Regions from separate parts of the Mus musculus genome. Here region 1 is linked to region 2. Evidence: chromatin loops called from intact Hi-C (ENCODE). Cell type or tissue: heart. All regions are shown on one strand. Links, peaks and the distances in the headings refer to the core of each region. The heading gives the core; the rest is flanking DNA.

Evidence for each region. Hi-C counts contacts between places; a loop is a spot of excess contacts. Peaks named below come from ENCODE experiments on the same cell type or tissue, not always from the same donor. Only the 100,000 strongest peaks of a DNase experiment are listed, where the experiment ranks them.
Region 1: it touches region 2 in a loop (2.3-fold over the local background); 4 of 42 quality-filtered maps call a loop at or near these places.

What each region holds. Positions count from the first base shown.
Region 1 is chr16:29,713,748-29,716,662 of GRCm38, forward strand. No RefSeq gene overlaps it. Among named protein-coding and RNA genes, the nearest start is that of Gm46567, 98 kb to the right of the region's middle. In heart, for the core only: no CTCF peak of the experiment used is centred there; a DNase peak (open chromatin) is centred at 1,224.
Region 2 is chr16:29,640,816-29,643,730 of GRCm38, forward strand. All of the region lies in intron 27 of Opa1 (OPA1, mitochondrial dynamin like GTPase), which reads left to right. Among named protein-coding and RNA genes, the nearest start is that of Opa1, 63 kb to the left of the region's middle. In heart, for the core only: no CTCF peak of the experiment used is centred there; no DNase peak of the experiment used is centred there.

The sequences.
Region 1 (2,915 bases), core at 156-2,655, 73 kb after region 2:
GTAGCTCTGTGCGGGATGCCCACAGGTCTGTGTCTCCTATTCCTAATGCTCAAAGCTTCCCTGGCCAGGAGGTGCATCCCTTGGGGCCTCACAGTACTTGGAATATAGGAAGAGCTCATTAAATGCTTGGTGAAAACAAAACACAATAAACAGTCCTTCCTGATGTCACCTCTCCCATTTACGGCATGGCCAGAGCACAGAAGTGATAGATGTCAGCTTCATCTCTGGAGGCCCAGAGAGGGGATATTAGTGTGGGAGCATCCATGAACAGCTGTGCAGAGTACAGTGGCTCTGAATCTTCTGCCTTCTTTGTAGGCAGGCCTGGTCTCTAGCTCTCCCAGTATTGTTACAGGGAGCCTACCAGAGGTGACCAACTGTATTCCAACTGACTGTCATTATACTTGGGTATTCAGGGACCCAGGTATAGCCCCAAGTGTCCAGAACATGGGGGCGTTTTAAGGCAAGAACCACATCTAGCATCTTGCTCAGCAGCTTCAGGAGGGGCTTTGCAGATGCAAGCAGTTAGCTGGAGGGACTTTGGCACAGGCAGGCAGTTTAACAGAAACAAAGATAAGCTAACTTATCTTAGGGGCATCTTGACCTCAGGTTCCTAGAATAGACTTTGGTAATTTTTCATGGAATTCTCTAAGGAGATCAAATTCTAGTTAAGCCTGAAATGGCCTCAGCAAGAATACAAGATGCAGAAAGCTCTGCTCGGTCTTGCCCTGTCACACAGTTCATTCTAGAGCTCCCCCCCACCCCACCCCCGTTCCTTCTCAGCCCTTCTCTAGGCCCATCAGTATGCCCTGAGGAGGAGACAGTAGCTCAGGATCTGAGCACACAGTAAGTCAGGACTAGGATGGATGGACTGACTGGTCGGAGATCCAGGCCAGAGTTTGGAGAACAAAGCTATGACAGGTGTGGCCACTCAGACCTAGCTGCTGTCCTGTATCAGTCACAAATTCCCAGGAAGCAGGCGGTCTGCGCAGCAGACATTTGGGCTCAGAGCCATTCCCTAGTCTCACCCCACCCTGCTCCCAGCCGTGGTGTGGCTGGCATTTCTGCGGTAGGATAGATGTTTCTTGGTAGTGAGGCAGAAAACATGCAGAAAGAATTGTGCTTCCCCCCTCCCCAGCCCCCCACTTTGGCTGCATCAAAAGGTTTCTGGCTTCCAAACTGTGACATGGAGACATCCAGTCCTTGCCTGGGACGCAGCCAGTCTCTGTTTCTGGCACGAGAGGAGCAGCAGACCTGAGTCAGCGCCATCAGCCGTCTGAGGGAAAGGCTGCCACTGAACATGTGATGTGTGACAGGGACCTTGGGAGAGAAAGCATTAACATTGACTTATTTGGTCGCCACCTATCTCTTTAAGAGCCAGTTTTTGTTTTTTTGTTTTGTTTTTTTTTTTTTTTTTTTTTATCCATTATTCATTTGACCCTCACAGCTCCCTGGCTAGGACAGCAGGATATTACCCAGGATGAAAATAGATGTTTAAAAATCCCCAATCCCTTTAGACGTGCTGCAACCCTTAGGACAAGGCCTGGTGTACAAATTTCAAGGTCAGAGGCAGCCCTAGATGGAGAGGCTATGCCCAAAACCCAGGAGGCAGCTCAGTGCAGGGTGAGAACCTTAGCTTTGTCCAGTCTTCCCGTCCGAACAAACTGGGGCAAAGTACAAATCCCCCCAGGAGGTGGGGGGATGAGGGGAGAGTAAGGACGCCTTTAATCCCAGCACTCAGGAGGCAGAGGCAGGTGGATCTCTGAGATTGAGGTCAACCTGGTCTACAGAGTGAGTTCCAGGACAGCCTGGGCTGCACAGAGAAACCCTGTCTTGAAAAGCAAATAAAAACAAAAGAAAGATAAGGAAAGGGTAGGGCTGGAGAGATGGCTCAGTGGTTAAGAGCACTGACTGCTCTTCCAGAGACCCTGAGTTCAATTCCCAGCAAACACATGGAGGCTCACAACCATCTGTAATGGGATCCAATGCACTCTTCTGGTGTGTCTGAAGACAGTGACAGTGTACTCATATAAATAAAATAAGTAATTTAAAAGAAAGAAAGAAAGAAAGAAAGAAAGAAAGAAAGAAAAAAATTCAACTTTTTTTTTTTTTTTTTTTTTTTTTTTGAGACAGGGTTCCTCTGTGTAGCCCTGGCTGTCCTGGAACTCACTCTGTAGACCAAGCTGGTCTTGAACTCAGAAATCTGCCTTCCTCTGCCACCCGAGTGCTGAGATTAAAGGTGTGCGTCACCATGCCTAGCTTTCAACTTTACTTTTAAGATAATGGTACAAGAGATAAATTTCATAATGATTTTATAAAATGTATTATGAGCTGTTTAAACAAATCAAGATTTGACAGCGTTATATTGTGTTATGGTTTGTATATGCTCAGCCCAGGGAGTGGCACTATTAGAAGGTGTGGCCCTGTTGGAGTAGGTGTGTCATTGTGGGTGTGGGCTTTAATACCCTCATCCTAGCTGCCTGGAAGCCAGTATTCTGCTAGCAGCCTTCAGATGAAGATGCAGAACTCTCAGTTCCTCCTGCACCACGCCTGCCTGGATGATGCCATGCTCCTGCTTTGATGATAATGGACTGAACCTCTGAACCTATAAACCAGCCCCAATTAAATGTTGTCCTTATAAGAGTTGCCTTGGTCATGGTGTCTGTTCACAGCAGTGGAACCCTAACTACAACACACTGTGAGAATGTTGGTAAGTGAATTCCTCAAAATGAAATGAAAATCTAAGGATTAAGAAACATTGTACTCATCGCTTTTGCCGTTAATGGTATTGTTCTTTATCTTCATTGAATAGTTTCAGTTCTCATTCATACATGATTTTTTTGTTCTTGCTGAAACTATACCTAATGTATTTGGTTATAAGTGAAAGAGTGAAATCACTAGAACATTAACATTCTTTA
Region 2 (2,915 bases), core at 218-2,717:
GCTCTGAGTTCACTGTCAGTGCACTTGCATCCAGCTTCTCAGCTAGCAGGGTGGGCTGCAGTTCACTTCTGTTGCTTTGTACAGACTTGGTTCTAAAATACTCATTCAGAGAACAAGCGACATTAATAAAACTAGAACTTCCTGAAAGGTTACTCTATAGAGTCCCTGGGACCCGGAGGCCATGTTGTAGCATGTTGGGTAGTAACAGTCACTCTCCTTGAGAGTCGAGCCACCTGTTGAGGACCAGGCCTTGCTGTGTGTGCTTGTGCCTTCATAGTGTCGTCCTTCTCCAGAGATGCCCGGACTGTTTCCCTTAGATGCAGTGGATGATCCTTCCATGGGGTTCTAGCCACCTTTTAATCGTGAAAAATGGATGCGTGCAGCCCTGCTTCCCAGAATCCACTTGATTCTTCTGAATATTTTATTCTCATCACTACTGAAATTTTTTCCAATGGACTACTAAAACTGAAGAGAGAATAATTATATAGGAATAGAATATATTCTATTCAGAAATAGATGCTATTTCCATGTGACTGCACCATTCGTTCGTTTGGACTCATCTGTCCCTCAGGCCTGTGTAGTTGACAGAGGTCTCTTAGAGCTGCATGAGGCCTGAGAGGAGGCATTCCCTATTGTCATAGTTAGAAGTTGATGTTCGCTGACGTTAAACCAGTTAGCCAGGTACACGAAGGCTTGTGGCAGAGCGGAGCTAGCTCTGTCAGCACCGGTGCCTTTTAGAGTTGCTTGATGATTCTGTTCACCTGGGTCTTTGGTTTGATTGTGAGTGACCATAGGCACAACTCTTGCGATTTGGCTTCTTGCTTTGTATTGTTAATAAGTGTTTCAGAACTTGTTTTCTTAGTGAAATCAAGTATCGAGAATCTAGAGTTTATATGCACATATGCTCCCTTCATATATACATATACACACACCAACACCTGTTATTTTTTTTTAATAAATCACTTCTTTAAAAAAAAGAATCTAGAAGCCAGAGAGCTAGCACAGTGGTGAAAAGCATGGACTCCTCTTAGGAAGGCTCCAGCACCCATGTCACACAGCTGAGGAAAAGAAAGTGTGATTAAAATTAAAAAGGATGACTTCTAATTTAAATAATATGTAACATCAGTTCTGGACTCCCTGTATTTTGGGACCTCCTGCTCCTACTGCACAAGTGCAGGTCGGGCACTTCTAATCCAAAAGGCTGTAACATCTGAAACTTGAGTACTCACATGATACTCTCTGACTCTCAGGTTTTCGGGCATTTTAGATTTTATATTTTCAGATTCTTGGTGTTCAGCTAGAAAAGCAGAAATGTATATTTCTGATCCCAAACATTTCTGAGAGGAGAAAGACAAGTTGTATTAGTAACTAGACCTCCTTGTGTGTGGTGTGCTTCCCCTAATAGAGCATCTGTCTAGGAACTATGACTTGTATTTCATTTTTTATTTCATCTCAACTTGAGCTTAACTAGAGCTTTCAATTCCTAAATCGGAATTACATTCTCTGAGCTTATATTTTTTCTCCTTTTAAAGTTACATTAATGAACTGTTTGAGCCTCTTTCTTGTGATTCATTTATCTGCTATAACTTCTTTTTAAGGCTTCAGCACTAAAGGTCTTTTGACAAACCAATATTTATAACAGTTTGACGGCTGGGTGAGGAGCAGCATTTGTCTTTGTAACAGCTTGAAGACAGACCCTCTCCAGGACCCAGTCATGCAGTTACAATCTTGGCCTCCTTTCTTGTGCTGGGAACATGCATCCTGCAGCACCTCCCATGTGTTTCCTTGTCCCATTGACTATCCATTCACTTCCCATCTGTTTTGCAGTCTTAAAGGAACAGAAGGGGCCCTCTTCTTATAAATCTGTCTTTGCAAGTGATAAATGATGCCCTATCTCTTTAAGGGCTGCCTGGGTGGTTTTTCTTTTCTTATAGTGTTTCAGCTTTCCTCCTAGCAAACTCAGAGTAAAATATACTTTTAAAAATAAGAGAAATACAGAAAAGACAAAACACTATGAAGTTTAAAAGCCATAATTACTTTGATGGAACAGAATAATCTCCTGACTTTTTCCATCTTCTCAAGTAGTTGCCTGTGTCACTATATCTTTGAAATGTGATATCTAGATTTTTCTATACTAACCATACACTGACAAATGAAATGATTCATTTTGACAAAGTATATTTTAGCTATTAGAGGAGAAAGAAAACAATATATCACTAATGAATTAGAATGTCAAATAACTTTACATTTGTATTATCATAATTGAGTTGATATAATTTGAAATATTTTGTGTGCTGAACACAAAATAAAGTGACTCACAGTACCCATCTGTAACCTCGTGATAGATTCTGTGGTCTTTACTAGAAAAAGATGATCATGAGGGTCATAAAAGCTTTTCTTTTTTTTCTTTTTGATTGCTACTATATCTGGTCCTGAAAGCATATGCTATAATACTTCTAATGTTGGCTTTTCTAAGAATTGAGCATAGCATAGCAAGGCATGGGAGGGTATTACTGTAATCTCACTACTCAGAAGGCTGAGTCAGGAGATTGCCATGAATTCAAGTTCAAAACTCAGCTGGACTACAAAGTGAGTTCTTGGCCAACCTGGGATAAAGCAAAGCCTTGTCTTTTAAAAAAAAAAAAAAAAAAGTCTTTTTTAAAAAGGAAAGAGGCCGGGCAGTGGTGGCACACGCCTTTAATCTCAGCACTTGGGAGGCAGAGGCAGGCGGATTTCTGAGTTCGAGGTCAGCCTGGTCTACAAAGTGAGTTCTAGGACACCCAGGGCTATGCAGAGAACCCCTATCTCAACAAAAAAAAAAAAGGGGGGGGGGAAGGAAAGGAAGAAAATAAACAAATATTGTCATTTCCACAATTAGCCTACAGAATGATTTTAAAGTATGATTTTAAAGGAAT